Regions from separate parts of the Homo sapiens genome. Here all the other regions are linked to region 1. Evidence: read pairs that join two places in POLR2A ChIA-PET (ENCODE). Cell type or tissue: GM12878. All regions are shown on one strand. Each heading gives the region's core, and the rest is flanking DNA. Links, peaks and the distances in the headings are about the cores only.

What was found. Peaks named below come from ENCODE experiments on the same cell type or tissue, not always from the same donor. Only the 100,000 strongest peaks of a DNase experiment are listed, where the experiment ranks them.
Region 2: POLR2A ChIA-PET joins it to region 1 with 5 read pairs; 2 of 35 experiments call an interaction of 5 or more read pairs at or near these places.
Region 3: POLR2A ChIA-PET joins it to region 1 with 5 read pairs; 2 of 35 experiments call an interaction of 5 or more read pairs at or near these places.

The regions. Positions count from the first base shown.
Region 1 is chr4:40,660,094-40,666,009 of GRCh38, reverse strand. No RefSeq gene overlaps it. Among named protein-coding and RNA genes, the nearest start is that of RBM47, 33 kb to the right of the region's middle. RefSeq lists enhancers at 2,210-2,349, 3,822-4,327. In GM12878, for the core only: no CTCF peak of the experiment used is centred there; a DNase peak (open chromatin) is centred at 2,529; H3K4me3 peaks cover 1,069 bases; H3K27ac peaks cover 1,268 bases.
Region 2 is chr4:40,435,616-40,441,531 of GRCh38, reverse strand. RBM47 (RNA binding motif protein 47) reads left to right here. Exons shown (of 7, transcript NM_001098634.2): 4 at 2,608-3,761; 5 at 4,885-5,091. The coding sequence starts at 2,639. Among named protein-coding and RNA genes, the nearest start is that of RBM47-AS1, 12 kb to the right of the region's middle. In GM12878, for the core only: no CTCF peak of the experiment used is centred there; no DNase peak of the experiment used is centred there.
Region 3 is chr4:40,269,609-40,275,524 of GRCh38, reverse strand. No RefSeq gene overlaps it. Among named protein-coding and RNA genes, the nearest start is that of LINC02265, 35 kb to the left of the region's middle. RefSeq lists enhancers at 4,524-5,340, 5,341-5,916. In GM12878, for the core only: no CTCF peak of the experiment used is centred there; no DNase peak of the experiment used is centred there.

The DNA.
Region 1 (5,916 bases), core at 547-5,546:
AGGCTAGACTAAATTGTAGAACTGACAGCAGCACCAATTAATTCCTGGTAGTCTTATGTTCTGCCAATCTTTTAAAAGAGGAGCTCTTAGTTGGGATGAGTAAATTGAATGATGTTTGGGAGAGTAAGGCATAGACTTAATAGTCTGAGGGTTGTGCTTTGACTTTCCCTCTTATTACGTAGGTGACATGGGCACATATAAGAATAATCCTTAGTCAGGCTGGGAGCGGTGGCTCACGCCTGTAATCCCAGCACTTTGGGAGGCTGAGGTGGGTGGATCACGAGGTCAGGAGTTTGAGACCAGCCTGACCAACATAGTGAAACCCTGTCTCTACTAAAAATACAAAAATTAGCTGGACATGGTGACGCACAGCTGTAGTCCCAGCTACTTGGGAGTCTGAGGCAGGAGAACAGCTTGAACCTTAGAGGCGGAGGTTGCAGTGAGCTGAGATCACGCCACTGCACTCCAGCCTGGGCAACAGAGCAAGACTCTATCTCAAAAAAAAAAAAAAAAAAAAAAAAAAGAATAATCCTTAGTCTTAGTTTACTCATCCATAAAATAGTAATTTTTATCTTATTTTATCTTAGAAAGTCAAATGTTCAACATTTTCTTACTTTTTGCGGTGTCCTCTATCTAGAAACAATTTTGCCCAGAAAACTGTTAACCTATTAGAGAAATCTTCTTTGATCACCCTATAATAAATTAACAGCAGCCACCTTTCACCTAAAGGTACTTTTCACCCCACTTTAGCCAAGTTTGATTTCTCTTTATAGCACTTATTACCGTCTGACCTATTATATATCCATTTTTATAAGATCATAGATTTTGTCTGTTTTATTCCCTGCTAGTATCACCCATGTCTAGAACATTGCCTGGAACAATATATGAGTGCTCAATAATATTTGTTCAATAAATTAAATGAAATTATGCACATAAAATACTTAGCACAATATCTGCTCATGATAGAAACTCAGTAATTGTTAGCAGTTGCTATATCAGAATAGGAATTTGGAGACGTACTCAATTTTATACATTCCTTGCCTAAGAAACTTTTAAAGCAATATTTTTTTATATATCTTTATTAAAAATAACTTTTTTTTTTTTGAGACGGAGTCTCGCTCTGTTGCCCAGGCTGGAGTGCAGTGGCGCAATCTCGGCTCACCGCAAGCTCTGCCTGTTAGCCAGGATGGTCTTGATCTCCTGACCTCATGACCCACCCGCCTTGGCCTCCCAAAGTGCTGGGTTACAGGCGTGAGCCACCACACCTGCCCAAAAATAACTCTTTAGGCCGAGCATTTAATGCTCATACCTGTAATCTCAGCATTTTGGGAGGCCAAGGCAGGAGGCTCACTTGAGGCCAGGAGTTTGGGACCAGCCTGAGCAACATAGAGATACCCTGTCTTTATATAAAAAATAATAATAATAAATAAAATTTTAAAAATAGTCTATTCCTGGCCAGATGCAGTGGCTCACACCTGTAATCTCAGCACTTTGGGAGGCCAAGTTGGGTGGATCATTTGAGGCCAAGAGTTCAAGACCAGCCTGGCCAACATGGCTAAACTATGTCTCTATTAAAAATACAGAAATTAGCCAGTTGTGGTGGCAGGTGCCTGTAATCCCAGCTACTTGGGAGGCTGAGACACAAGAATTGCTTGAACCTGGGAGGCAGAGGTTGCAGTAGTTGAGATTGCATTACTGCACTCCAGCCTGGGAGACAGAGCAAGACTCAGTCTCAAAAAATAATAATAATAATAATTTTTAAAAATAAAATTATATATATAAAATATATATTTGGGCTATTCTTGAAACAGCATACCAGTTACGTACTTCATTTTATTAATTTACAAAAAGTCTTTATATTCCTTGGTGATTCTCATTATTATTTTGTGGATAAGTTATGTGGCTGTGAGAACAAAGCAAGCCCAGGGCTGAGTTTTTTATTTTATTTTATTTATTTGTTTTTTCTGAGATGGAGTCTTGTTCAGTTGCCAAGGCTGGAGTGCAATGGCACAATCTCAGCTCACTGCAATCTCCACCTCCTGGGTTCAAGTGATTCTCCTGCCTCAGCCTCCCAAGTAGCTGGGATTACAGGCATGCACTATTATACCTGGCTAATTTTGTATTTTTAGTAGAGATGGGATTTCACTATGTTGGTCAGGCTGGTCTGGAACTCCTGACTTCAGGTGATCCATCTGCCTCATCCACCCAAAGTGCTGAGATTACAGGTGTGACCCACCGTGCCTGGCCTCAGTTCTTTATTTTAGAAGTGGGTATCTTTTTCTCTAAACAAAAACAGAGTCAAATATATGCTATATAATCAGTGAGTTTGCAAACAAGGATTCCAGCTCCTTCTGATAGATCAAAACTAAACATGCTAGGTTTCAAATCTGGTATGGGGGAAAAAAAAAGAACTAAACATGCAAACCAACAGGTTCCTAAAACTATCGGTGAGTCAATTCAACTAGAAAAACAAAAAACACTCTCCTGGTCATGGCTGGGCCAGAGTGGGTGGAGGAAAAAGCTAAACGTTTACTCATAAAGACTCTGATTCACTTAGAAAAAGAAAAAGCCAGATGCCATGCGACTGGGATTTGTGTTCACTGCACTGAGGAGTACAGAGCCTTCGTACTCTCAGGGATGACAAGCCATTATTTCACTCTGAACACAAAGAACGGTTGCTTCGTGCACCCTTCACTATGATTAGCTCTTGCAAATAGAGGATGAAGAATTGAACCCGAGAGGACCTTGGCTGTGGGCCAAGGGCTCAGAATTATTTATTTTACTTTCGTTAAGAAAACAGTATAAGAGGGCCATGTCTAATAGCCTATTTCTTCATGGGCCCCTGATTTAGGCGCAACGGGATAATAACCACACACTCTTCTCTCTGAGAGCAATAGGAGTTTTCTTCCAAGAGACCCTGGCTGCATGTGCTGGTTTGAGCCAGTGGTGTGCTGGTGGATGTTTAACCACCAGCTTGGGGGAGGCAGAAGGGCTTGTCTGTAGTGTTTGCTGATTTCTGCAGTGTAAATATTCCCACTCTGGCTGATTTCAAGCTACTAATCTGACATCACTGAATGAAGAGTTGGGAAGAAAATGTGAAGTAGCATACTGTTATATACAATTTCCACTGTTCAAATATGGCCAGGTGCAGTGGCTCATGCCTGTTATCCTAGCACTTTGGGAGGCCGAGACAGGTGGATCATTTGATGCTAAGAGTTAGAGACCAGCCTGGCCAACATAGTGAAACCCCATCTCTACTAAAAATACAAAAATTAGCTGGGCGTCGTGGCGGGCACCTGTAATCTCAGCTACTCGGGAGGCTGAGGTGGGAGAATCACTGGAACTCAGGAGGCAGAGGTTGCAGTGAGCCAAGATCATGCCACTGCACTCCAGCCTGGGAGACAGAGCGAGACTCCATCTCAAAATAAATAAATAAATAAACAGGCTGGGTGTGATGGCTCACACCTGTAATCCCAGCACTTTGGGAGGCCGAGGCAGGTGGATCACCTGAGGTCAGGAGCTCAAGACCAGACTGGCCAACATGGCGAAACCCCGTCTCTACTAAAAATACAAAAATTAGCCGGGCATGGTGGCACATGCCTGTAATCCCAGCTACTAGTGGGGACTGAGGCAGGAGGATTGCTTGAACCTGGGAGGTGGAGGTTGTAGTGAGCTGAGATCATGCCACCGCACTCCAGCCTGGGCAACAGAGCGAGACTCCGTCTCAAAAACAAACAAACACAATTGATGTAAATAACCTTAAAAACATAAACCACAGTGAACTGTAATAAAATCATTAGGAAGTGATAAGTTTTGAGTATGTATTGCTCCATTGTAAGTGTAATGTATTTCATCGTAAGTTCATATAATTTAATTTTAGTAATGGCTGTGTTTAACAACTGGCTTACAGACTTTCTGAAAATTTAACAGTTGGCTCTCCGGAGCCCGTCAGAGCAGGTTCAAGGTGCCCTGCTGATGTGAACCCTGAGGCAGGAGTCCTGTGTGGTCTGGGGCCAGGAAGAACACAGCAGACCCATTGCTTCAAAATGGAGCTCACCATTCTCTTCAGGGGTTCTCTTTTCTCATTCTGTGAGAATTGTCATTTTAGCATGCCTTGCCTCATTTTACTCATTAGCAAAACAGAGAGAAGACCACTCCCGTTCCTGGTTATGGAGACTGTAGGCTACCTGTGATTTTACAAGGGAGGAAAGTAAGTCTCAGAAGAGTCATATAATGATAGTGGTGGTGATGATGATGATGATGATAGTTGACACTGGTTAAACTTGTACTATATACGCCAGTTACTGTGCTAGATGCCTTACGTAACATCTCATTTGAACCTCATAAAAATCATATGGGTAGGTGCTATTATTTGTATTCTCATGTTGCAGATGAGGAAACTGAGACACAGATGACTACACAGTATTTTCTGATTCCACTTCTAGAAAGAAGTTAAGTCAAGATGGAAATTCCGTCTGTCTGGGCAAATTGCTCCTGCTCACAGCTGCTATAATCATATAGTTTGTAAGTGAGGCGGGGGTTGGCAGGAGTCAAGGGTTGGGGAGTGGGGGTGGTGGTCAAACATAGGTCTTCCAGTTCCTGTGGTGGCATCAAGATTGAAAAAGGTGAACTTCTGTGGTTGGTTCATTGTTTTTATTCCTAGTTTATCTGTGGAAAAAGGAACGTTCTGAAGAATTGAACCACTTGGTTAAATGAGTTGAGTGATCAAGAATGAATGCACAAAAAAATAAAAAAGACTGTCTCTACAAAAAAATAAAAAAGATTGTCTCTACAAAAAAATAAAAAAGAATTAGCCAGATGTAGCGGTACATACCTGTGGTCCCAGCAGTGAGCTATGATCACACCACTGCACTCCAGCCTGGGCCACAGAGTGAGACCCTGTCTTAAAAAAAAAAAAAAAAAAGAGGCCAGATGCGGTAGCTCATGCCTGTAATCCCAGCACTTTGGGAGGCCGAGGGGAGTGAATGACCTGAAGTCAGGTGTTCAAGACCAGCCTGCCTAACATGGCGAAACCCTGTCTCTACTAAAAATGCAAAAAATTATCTGGGTGTGGTAGTGCATCTGTAATCCTGGCTACTTGGAGGCTAAGGCAGGAGAATCGCTTGAATGCAGAAGGCAGAGGTTGCAGCGAGCTGAGATGGCGCCACTACACTCCAGCCTGCGTGACAGAGACTCTGTCTCAAAAAAAAAAAAAAAAGGAATGATCATGGGCTTCTCCTAGGCTTCCTAAGGTGCCTTTGAAAACAGGTAACTCTCCAGATTTGAGAAAAAGTGATTGTGACAAAAACTCACATCTTCCATTTCCTTTCTTAAATAGAAATAACATGCTGTGTGTGTTAGAGATAGGACAGTTATAGATATCTTTTTTTTTTTTTTTTGAGACGGAGTCTCGCTCTTTTGCCCAGGCTGGAGTGCAGTGGCACAATCTCTGCTCACTGCGAGCTCTGCCTCCCGGGTTCACACCATTCTCCTGCCTCAGCCTCCCGAGTAACTGGGACTACAGGCGTCCACCACCACGCCCAGTTAATTTTTTGTATTTTTAGTAGAGACAGGGTTTCACTGTGTTAGCCAGGATGGTCTCGATCTCCTGACCTCGTGATCCGCCCGCCTCGGCCTCCCAAAGTGTTGGGATTACAGGCGTGAGCCACCGAGCCCGGCCTAGTTATACATATCATCATACCTTCTTTTTTTTTCTTTTTTAAGAGACAGAGTTTTACTCTGTCATCCAGGCTTGAGTGCAGGGGCACAGTCATAGCTCACTGCAGCCTCAAACTCCTGGGCTCAAGGTGATCCTCCTGCCTCAGCCTCCCGAGTAGCTGGGACTACAGGCACGTGCCACCGTGCCTGGCTTTTTAAATTTAAATAAATTTTGGCAAATCCACAAGTGGAATATTA
Region 2 (5,916 bases), core at 579-5,578, 220 kb after region 1:
CAGATTGTAACTACATGGGTGTTTATGCAAATAGTCCTCTTAAAAATATATCCTTATCTTCCATTTGGAAGAAGGGAAAGGTCTTCATGTTCAGATTTAATGTTGAAATTTCTTGGTTGGGTGTGGTGGCTCATGCCTGTAATCCTAGCACTTTGGGAGGCTGAGGCAGGAGGATTACTTGAGCCCAGGAGTTTGAGACTAGCTGGGGTAACATAGTGAGACTCTATCTCTATTTTAATTGGGATCTTTTTTTTTTTGGTTCCTTTTTTTGTGGAGAACGAGGTCTTTCTATATTGCCCAGGCAGGTTTCAAACTCCTGGGCTCAAGTAATCCTCCCACCTCTGCCTCCCTAAGAGCTGGGATTACAGGCACAAGCCACTCTGCCTGGCCCTCCATCTCTATTTTTAAAAAAAGAAAAAAAAATGTTTTTCAACTTGAAACTACAGAAACTAATTTTCCAAGTATACTACAAAAAAATTTCATGATAACTGGAGACGTCAAACCAGCTTCCAAGCACTTGAAGAGGAAAAAAATAATAAGAATAGAAGCCACGTGTAACAGATATTTTTAAAGAACTGAAGATGTTTATCTTAAGAATTACTCTAAAATTGAAAGAATTGGTCTAAGATTTTACTCAAAAGTTTGGATGAAATTAATAACTGACATTTCTTGAGCATTTATAATATTCTAGGCACCATTCAAAATGCTGTGTATGTATTAACTCACTCCTCTAAACTTAATGAGGTTAATACTATTATTATCATTCTGATTTTATAGGTAGGGAAACTGAGGTGAGGCATGGAGCAGCTAACACTAGCAAGTATTAGAGCTGAGATTCACAAACAAACATATGCAGTCTGGCTCCAGAAGCCACATACTTACCTGCTAAACTGTACTGCCGCTTGATATTAGAGCAAATTAACCACAAAAGGACTATTTTGGCCATCTGGCAAATAAATAGCTCAGATTTATTTTGTTTCATTATAGTTTTATTTTTTCCTTCAATGATCAAATTCATTTTTATTATCCTTGAAATTTCCCTTAATATTCTTGTATACATCTCCTAGTCCTAAATTTTAAAAAATGAATGATACTCCGGGTTCTAATTAATTGATGAAACCTTATATGGCCATTAAAAATGATGTTTTTACAAAGATTTTTAAGAATACAGAGGAATGCTTATAACATAAAGTAGCACCATGTAAATTAGGCGGAAGCCAGGCTTCCCCCTCCCACCTCCTCAAGAAAACATCTAGAAAACAGATGAGAAAGTTTCATTGTGCTATCATTGGGTAGGAAAATTAGGAATAATTTCTTATGTACTTTTCTTAACTTTCTATAAATTTAACTGAATACTTTTATAGTCCAAAAAATGAAATAGATTTCATTTTTTAAAAGGCGAATTGGAGCCTTTCATTACAGAAGTATAGTCTGCAGCTCATCGTAATAATCTTATTGCATAATTTAGAATCACTTCCACAGAGCCCTTGGCCATATAAGTGAAGGCGGCACAGTTCAGACCTGCACTGTGATACGTGGCTGTTTAATTAAAATTTAAAATCCAGCTCCTCAGTCACACTAGCCCCATTCCAAGTGCTCAGTAGCCACATGTGGCAAGTGACAGCTTTTCTAGCATCATAGAAAATTCGATTGCCCAGCATTGGTTTGGAAGAAAAAACAGGGAATCTGGAGCCAGAAAACTTGGAATCAAGTCTGCCTACAAGCTGACACTTGCTGTGTGAAATGGGGCAGTTTACTCAACCTAAGCCTATTTCCCCATGACCAAATTGGGACTGAGGATAATACCATGTACCATATACAGAGGTTAAGAAAATTAAGAGAATGCAGGTGACAGTTCTCTGAAAACAATAGTGTGGTTTACCAGGTAGATGCTGCTTCCCAGTCCCCCAGCTTGAAGTCAGTCTAGCTCTTCAAGGACTGATTCCAAATCTTTGAATGCTTCACACCAAGAATTTTACCTGAATGCCACCATCAAAATCAGATTAGCTCTTATTACAGTTCCTGGACCAAGCCCGTGGCAATGTGCACATTTCATTTCTTCCTTGTAAAAAGCTTTAATACACAGCTCTCTCTATACAATGACAGCTCCTAAAAGTTTTCTTTAATAATTTAAAATCTTCACTGTATTTCCATTCCTACAATTAAAAAGACTCCCTTAAAAAAGAAAAGAAGAAAGCTGTGTTCACCAAAGAAATACATGGAGTTTGTCAAATTCCATATAACAAGGAAATCAGGTGGAGTTAACGGTGCAGGAATGAAGCAAAAGAACGTGAGGTTTTTACCAAAAATGAGAGCAGCTTCGCAAAACTTCAAAGCTGTCGGGGTACTGATGAAATGGAAGTACTTGCTCATTCTGATTTTTTTTTTTCTCTCCTAACTCACTTCTGGTTTTTGCTGCAAGACAACTTGACTATTTTAGACAAATGTAGGGCTGCTGCATTTCCAGAACGCCTCCATCCTATTTCTCATTTAAACCACCTCCCCTTCCCCGTGGCCTATTAATGCATACTTGCAAGGCTGCGAAACACAACCCAAAAGAGGCAAGATCCAGCGGTTCCCCACTCACGCTTCTTTCTGCTTCCCCAGGTTTCCGCCAGCTGTGGATGCCTTTGACATTATGACCGCAGAGGATTCCACCGCAGCCATGAGCAGTGACTCGGCCGCCGGGTCCTCCGCCAAGGTGCCCGAGGGCGTGGCGGGCGCGCCCAACGAGGCAGCACTGCTGGCGCTGATGGAGCGCACGGGCTACAGCATGGTGCAAGAGAACGGGCAGCGCAAGTACGGCGGCCCACCGCCCGGCTGGGAGGGCCCGCACCCGCAGCGTGGCTGCGAGGTCTTCGTGGGCAAGATCCCGCGCGACGTGTACGAGGACGAGCTGGTGCCCGTGTTCGAGGCCGTGGGCCGCATCTACGAGCTGCGCCTCATGATGGACTTTGACGGCAAGAACCGCGGCTACGCCTTCGTCATGTACTGCCACAAGCACGAGGCCAAGCGCGCAGTGCGTGAGCTCAACAACTACGAGATCCGCCCGGGCCGCCTGCTCGGCGTGTGCTGCAGCGTGGACAACTGCCGCCTCTTCATCGGCGGGATCCCCAAGATGAAGAAGCGCGAGGAAATCCTGGAGGAGATTGCCAAGGTCACCGAGGGCGTGCTGGACGTGATCGTCTACGCCAGCGCGGCCGACAAGATGAAGAACCGCGGCTTCGCCTTCGTGGAGTACGAGAGCCACCGCGCGGCTGCCATGGCTCGCCGCAAGCTCATGCCTGGCCGCATCCAGCTGTGGGGCCACCAGATCGCCGTGGACTGGGCCGAACCTGAGATCGACGTGGACGAGGACGTGATGGAGACCGTGAAGATCCTCTACGTGCGCAACCTCATGATCGAGACCACCGAGGACACCATCAAGAAGAGCTTCGGCCAGTTCAACCCCGGCTGCGTGGAGCGCGTCAAGAAGATCCGCGACTACGCCTTCGTGCACTTCACCAGCCGCGAGGATGCCGTGCATGCCATGAACAACCTCAACGGCACTGAGCTGGAGGGCTCGTGCCTGGAGGTCACGCTGGCCAAGCCCGTGGACAAGGAGCAGTACTCGCGCTACCAGAAGGCAGCCAGGGGCGGCGGCGCGGCTGAGGCAGCGCAGCAGCCCAGCTACGTGTACTCCTGCGACCCCTACACACTGGCCTACTACGGCTACCCCTACAACGCGCTCATTGGGCCCAACAGGGACTACTTTGTGAAAGGTTAGTGGGGGCTCTTCTCCTGGGTGGGGCCCCCAAGAACGTTGCCTCCTAGGCAGGGGGCACCAGGGATACCGTGGCTGGCATTTGCTGAGCTGGTAGGTGCTGAAGGCCCTCCCACCCCCGTTTTGGGTTTGCATTCTGGGTCTAATTCTTTCCTGGCACCGAAGGCCGTCACTTATGCAGCACTGATAGAAATACAGATCGTTCTGGGGTGAGCGGTAAAATCACAGGAATATGCAAGTGCTGGAATTCTTCCTTGCCGAGGTCCACCGGGTTAGGGGCTAGTCCACCATTCTCTTGGTGCTTACGTTAAAACCTGCTTGTGATATTAAATCTTAAGATGTTGGTGGAGTCCGTGATTTTTAATTTTGTTTTTTGTTATCACTGATTAGGATATAATGACACCCAGCATAACCTGGAAAATAAGATACATAGGTTCTGGGTCCTGTTCTCTGATTAACTGGGTCTGTGACTTTAGTTAGTCACTTTAATCTCCCCTGGCCTGTTTTCTCAAGCATGAAATGAGGAAGGTGGACCAGCAAATCCCCTTCCAAAGCTAACTTTAAAAAAAATTATTTAATAGTATATATATATGTATTATATATATATATATGTATTTTATATATATATATGTATTTTATATATATATATATGTATTTTATATATATATATATATATATTTTTTTTTTTTTTTTTTGAGACAGGGTCTCACCATGCTCCCCAGGCTGGTCTTGAACCCCTGGGCTCAAGCCATCCTCTCGCCTCAGCCTCCCAAAGTGCTGGGATTACAGGCATAAGACACCACACCTGGCCACAGTTTTTTTTTTGGCGGGGGGGAGGGGGTGGTGGGTAGTCTATGAATGTTTTTCTTTACTGAAATTGCAGATACAATCCTAGAAACTCACCCTGCAAGTTTGCCTCTTGTACTAAGAAGACATGCTTAGGATGCAAATCTAGGCTGAAATAGAATGTTGGAAGCATCTTTACCAGCCTATTAAAGAGCAAAGGTGTAGCCACCTGCAATTAAGACTGGGGCAGTTAAATGCCGAGAACCGAGGGCTGAGGTCTGCCTCCAGCACCGTCACTGTTGGTTGCTGATCATCTTTTGTGTTGTTATTACAAGCAGGCAGCATAAGAGGCCGAGGGCGAGGTGCAGCTGGCAACAGAGCCCCAGGGCCTAGGGGTTCCTACCTCGGGGGATATTCTGCTGGTCGTGGTATATATAGCCGATATCATGAAGGGAAAGGAAAGCAGCAAGAAAAAGGATATGAACTGGTGCCGAATTTGGAAATCCCTACCGTCAACCCAGTTGCCATTAAACCTGGTACAGGTCAGTATGAAGCAGATTGAGAATGCTCCCATTCAGCATAAACCCCAGCCCTTCTGTTTGAAGTGAATCCAAGCGTTTTTCAGGCTCTCACATCTGCACAGGGGTTCCTCTTCTCCTAGGCAGCTAGAGACAAGGCAAAAATAAAGTGACCCCCTGGACCTCCTTATCTAGAACTTCAGGGGATGGTGTAGCTTTGACTATGTTCAAATCAAACTTGCCTGAGTAAGGTTTTTTTTTGTTTGTTTGTTTGTTTGTTTTTTTTTTTTTTTGAGACAGAGTCTCGCTCTGTCGCCCAGGCTGGAGTGCAGTGGCATGATCTTGGCTCACTGCAAGCTCTGCCTCCTGGGTGCACACCATTCTCCTATCTCAGCCTCCAGAATAGCTGGGACTACAGGTGCCCACCACCATGCCCGGCTAATTTTTTTTTTTTTTTTTTTTGTATTTTTAGTAGAGATGGGGTTTCACCGTGTTAGCCAGGATGGTCTCGATCTCCTGACCTTATGATCCACCCGTCTCGGCCTCCCAAAGTGCTGGGATTAGAGGAGTGAGCCACTGCGCCTGGCCATGCAGTAAGGTTTTCAAAGGGCTGTCACCCATTGTTAGGTTTTGTCTCAGTCTGTGGCTAAGTAAGGAGAGTTGTAGGGGGAAGAAAGGAAGAACATGAGGCTCTCTGTATCTTCTATCAGGTAAAACCTGTCTTTTCCTTACTCAGGCCTATTTCTGCCCCGACCATCTGAAGTCGGAGGGTAGAGCTTATTGCCCCATTCTGAGAGTTGTTTGGAAGGGCAGAAAATTCCCCTTCAGGAGTAAGCAGCACCTTTTGTC
Region 3 (5,916 bases), core at 579-5,578, 390 kb after region 1:
ATGGCAGAAGAGCAGGTCACAGTAAGGCCACACAGAGCTCCAGCCCAAGCCTAATTTACCAGGCCTCCTTTAGTTCTCTGCTGGCCCCTTCCGCAGTTTTAATCCCTGTCCAGATGCTTCTTAGAAACACTGAAAATTTTACCTGCCCCTCTTCTCCCTCACTCCCTCCCCCACCCTCAAGCAACCACATCTTAGGGTTCTTGGTCATCATCAAGCGCTCTGTGCCTGCTGGGCTGCCTGTGTTCACAGAGCTCCACATGCAAGTGCAGGAAGGTCTGCAGGTATGAGCTTTGATTAAGCTGAGAGACTCCCCTTAGACTCAAGCTGTCCTCAGCCAACCACAGGCAAGTCTTATTATTCTGCAGCAAAGAGGGTCCTACCACATGTACTCACATTTGAAGGCAACTGCAGCAGAGATGTCAGCAGAACTGGCTGAAAATTGCTTCTATACTCTTTGCACGTTCATGCAGTAGTAGAGATATCATATATAACTGCTATAGTTTGAATGTTTCCCCCCAAAGCTCATGTGTTGGAAACTTAATCCCCAATGCAACAGTGTTAAGAGGTGGGACAGTGTTAAGAGGCTCTGCCCTCATGAGTGGATTAATGCTGTTCTTGAAGAGTGGGTTAATTATCACGGGAGTGGGTTCCTGATGAAATGACATGATCAGCCAGAGCTCTTCCCCACCATCTGTCTCTCATGCACTTGTCTTCTCTTGCTCTTCCACCTTCTGCCATGGCAAGATGCAGTAAGAGACCCCTCACCAGATGTGGGCCTCTTGACCTTGGACTTCTCAGCCTCCAGAAGGTAAGAAATAAATCCCTATTCTTAATAACTTACCTGGTCTGTGATATTTTGTTATGGCAACACAAAATGGACTAAGACAATAACTAAATCAAATACAGAGATCTATAGAAATACAGCTAATGAAGGCTCCATTCTTTAAGTTTTGAGTTAGACAAAACTAAAAATTCTCTATGAGACACACTCCAATCAAGCTTTTGCCAACATCTTTCTGCTAAAACTGCTCTCAGTAAGGTTACTGCTACATTGATAAACGCAATGGATGATTCTCAGTTCTCTTCTACTTGAATCATCAGTAGCACTGGACGCAGGTAAAGACAGGGCCAATTCCTAGATAATGTTACTTGGTGAAGATTCATTCATGCTCTGGTGACAAAGGTTTGGTAATTAACACCAAAATGGACCAGTATTCTTTGTAGTTGTTGAATATATATTTGTGCTTAAGTTAATGGAGTACAGGTCCATCTGTGAAATAGATTCAGTTCTTTTTTCTTTTTTTTTTTTTTTTTTTTTTTTTTTGAGACAGAGTTTCACTCTGTCGTCCGGGCTGGAGTGCAGTGGCGTGATCTCAGCTCACTGCAACCTCCGCCTCCCAGGGTCAAGTGATTCTCTCACTTCAGCTTCCTGAGTAGCTGGGATTACAGGCACATGTCACCACATCTGGCTAATTTTTGTATATTTTGTAGAGACAGGTTTCACCATGTTGCCCAGACTGGTCTTGAACTCCTGAGCTCAAGAAATTTGACCGCCTTGACCTCATGTGCTGGGATTACCTGTGTGAACCACCATGTCCGGCCTAGATTCAGTTCTTAACTATACTTTTTGTCTTTAGGAAGAGCCAAGTTATCACGTTTGTGTAGAGAATTGCTTCAGAGGTGGATTAAGCTAAGAAGATATAGTATTATCAACTACTACCCATACCCTTGCCACTCGGTGAGTCTTCACTATGCATCAGAAACTGCATAGTCTGTAGCAAAGGTCACAGACTTTCTGGAGCTTTCTGTAACCTCACTCCCTGGATTTGAATTCTGGCTCTGAGGCTTATCAATGAAGAGAACAAGAAAGATATACAACATGTAGGGCGTGAGCAGTTGCATAAATTGTTCACTGCATAAAGATACCCAGTCAAGGAGTGAGTGGCAGCTGTAATTCTGCCCACGCTCCTCTCACCAAGCCAGTCTTGCAATGTATCCAGTGCAAGGTAATGTCCATCCACAGGAGAAGTTCTTTGCTTACAGAGGTGCGTCTGTTCAGAGGACACGACATTTTTTTTTCTTTTTTAAAATTTAATTTAATTTTATTTTTTTGAGATGGAGTTTCACTCTTGTTGCCCAGGCTGGAGTGCAATGGTATGCATCTCAGCTCACCGCAACCTCCACCTCCCGGGTTCAAGCAAGTCTCCTGCCTCAGCCTCCCGAGTAGCTGAGATTACAGGCATGCGCCACCACACCCAGCTAATTTTATATTTTTAGTAGAGAAGGGGTTTCCCATGTTGGTCAGGCTGGTCTTGAATTCCTGGACTCAGGTGATCCGCCCTCCTCAGCCTCCCAAAGTGCTGGGATTATAGGCGTGAGCCACGGCGCCCAGCCTGACTTTTTCCAATTTATACAAAGATGCCAAATGACCAAGCAGCAGCCCTGAAACTGGGTTCTCATGAGGCAGAAATTGGAGCTTTTATCCTCAATATAATTTGGTTATGGATCAGTTATATTTAGAACCCCAAAGCCCAGAACACTGCCTGGCACACATCAGCACTCAACAAATATTTGTTGGATAAATGAATATAAAACAATCGGAGGCCGGTGGCTCACGCCTATAATCCCAGGACTTTGGGAGGCCAAGGTGGGCGGATCACTTGGGGTCAAGGGTTCGAGACCAGCCTGGCCAACATGGCAAAACCCTGTCTCTACCAAGAAATACAAAAATTAGCCAGGCGTGATGGCGCATGCCTGTAGTCCCAGCTACTAGAGAAGCAGAGGTGGAAGAATTCCTTGAACAAGGGAGGCACAGAGGTTACAGTGAGCCGAGATCACACCACTGCACACCAGCCTGGGCGACAAAGTGAGACCCTTTATCAAAAAAAACCAAAAAAAGGCCAAGAGCAAGATATAAGTGCTGAGTGTTGAGGAATATAGTTGCACTTCTCAAATTGTGGTCCAGGAACCCCTGGGGTTCCCTAAGACTTCAGAGAACCATGAAGTCAAAACTATTTTCATAATGATACTGTTGACAAACAGAGTCGAACTCTGTAAAATATTTGAAAAGACTTTTTCTGAGCCAAATATGAGTGACCGTGGCCCATGACACAGCCCTCAGGAGGTCCTGAGAACATTGCCTAAGGTGGTCGGGCCGTGGCTTGGTTTTATGCATTTTAGGGAGGCATGAGACATCAATCAAATACATTTAAGAAATACATTGGTTTGGTCCAGAAAGGCGGGCCAACTCAAAGCAGGAGGGCCTCCAGGCTATAGGTGAATTTAAACATTTTCTGGTTGACAATTGGTTGAGTTTGTCTAAAGACCTGGGATAGATAGAAAGGGAATGTTCAGGTTAAGATAGAGATTGTGGAGACCAAAGTTCTTTGGAAGTCTTATAGTGGCTGCCCTTAGAGACAATAGATGACAAATGTTTCCTGTTCAGATCTTAATTAATCTCTTTAGCACTGGGAGGGTCTGGAAGAAAAAAATCTAACTATGTTAATAGAGATTCTTTACATATACAAATTTTTCCCCACAAAGAACAGCTTTGCAGGGCCACTTCAAATATGTCAAAGAAACATGTTTTGGGGTAAAAATATTTTGATTTCTTGTCTGGTAATGTTACGCCAGAGTCAGGTTGGAAAGTAAGTCACGATATATAGTATAGGGTTAAATAAAACCCATCTGATAAGAATGTATGATTCATAGGGCATGACTCCCCAGACCCCTTAGGTAGGAATTTGGGCAAGATAAAAAAAAAAATCAGAGTTTAGTCCTCAATACTAAAGCCTTACTTGTCTATTTCACTCTCATTTTCTACAAATATACAAAGTTCAAAAAGCTCATTGATATGGTTTCAGATTCCGCATCGCAACTAACCTTTCAGAAACTATAACTTAATTTTTGGAATACTATCAAAGAAAAATATCCACAATGATCTGAAAAGGCTATTAAAATACTTCTCTTTGTTCTAACTACATGTGTGAAGCTGAATTTTCTTCATGTATTGAATCCAAGACAACAAATTGCAAAGTGCACCAAATTGAATGCAGAAGCAGATCTGAGATCCAGCTGTCATCTGCTAAGTTAAACACTAAAACAATTGGCAAAAACATAAGACAATGGCTATCTTCTCATCAAAATTTTTTAAGTAAAATATAGTTATTTTTATTTTAAGAATATATTATTTATGCTAACATCTGCTGGGTTTATTATTGTTACTTCGAATTAATATATAAATATTTTATAACTGTTGGGCGTGGTGGTTCACGCCTGTAATCCCAGCACTTTGGGAGGCCGAGGAGGGTGGATCACCTGAGGTCAGGAGTTTGAGACCAGCCTGGCTAATACGGTGAAACCCCATCTCTACTAAAATTACAAAAAAATTAGCAGGGCGTGGTGGTGGGGGGCCAGTAATCCCAGCTACTCGGGAGGCTGAGGCAAGAGAATCGCTTGAACCCGGGAGGCAGAGGTTGCAGTGAGCCCAGATTGCGCCATTGCACTCCAGCCTGGACGACAAGAGCAAAACTCCGTCTCAAAAAAGAAAAAAAAAAAAAAAAAAAGAGAAACAGCTTCCTCTATAGAGGAAGAGGTTTCCAAGCAGAAAGGACTGGCTGGCAGTGAATGCGCAGAATTTTATAGTCCGGTTTGAGGAGGCGGTGTCTGATTTACATAGGGCTCATAAATTGGTTTGATCAGGTATGACATTGACATAGCCGGTGGGGAAGGCTGGTTGCCCCACCTATTTGCATCTTCTTATGCAAATAGGCTTTCCAGCTGATCTGCACCATCTTGTCTGCTTTTTTTCTTTTTTGAGATGAAATCTCGCTCTGTCGCCCAGGTTGGAATGCAGTGGCACTGTCTCGGCTCACTGCAACCTCGGGTTCAAGCAATTCTCGGCTCACTGCCTCCCGGGTTCAAGCAATTCTCCTGCCTCAGCTTCCCAAGTAGCTGGCACTATAGGCACATGCCACCACGCCCGGCTAATTTTTTGTATTTTAGTGGAGACGGGGTTTCACCCCGTTGCCCAGGCTGGCCTCGAACTCCTGAGTTCAGGCAATCGACCCGCCTCGGCCTCCCAAAGTGCTAGGATTGCAGACGTGAGCCACAGTGCCCGGCCCATCTTGTTGGCTCTTTGCAGCACACGTGGCTGGCAGAGAAGGGAATACGGAGCCGCCATCTTGAAAATGTCTAGTCCTTAGTTCCTGCCGGCAGTCACCCCAGTAAGCTCCCAGCTTGCAGGCTGCTCTTTGTTAGAAAATGATTTGGGACTGCTTTTCATTAAAAAGAAAAGCCTTACTGCGGAATCCCATACCCTTGCAATCTGCCTGATTTCTTCTTAACTCCTGTATCACTAATATAAAGCAAACTAGATTATCAGAACCATCTGGAGAACTTTGTGGAAATACAGATTCTAGGCTCCTCCCCTCTACATTGTAATTTGGTAGAGCTGGAATAGAGCTCTGAAAATTTGTATTTCATAAGAACTCTCCCAGTAATTCTGATCATCAGTCATTGGTAGAAACAATAAATATATTAAAAATTTGGAGAAATACAGGACCAAAATCAATTGTCAGACAAGGCTTCAATTATTCAACAAACATTTCTCATGTACAGACTATGTTCCAGGGACCACTGGGACCATTGGACAGACACCAGTGAACAAGACTCAGGCCCTCTTCTAAGAAAGCTCACAGACCAGTGAGCGAGATGGAGGTAGAGAGTTGGAGCACATGGTGTTGTACCTGATAGGGAAAATGGAATGCTATTGGAACACAGAGACAGGGTTCCTCACTTCAGAAGAGCTGACCTCAAATGACACAGAGGATCTAGAGAACCAAGAGGAATGGATGACAAGGACATCATGAGTGATGGCCTAGAGCCAAATGGCTGTGATGCTCCTGTTGTGGATAT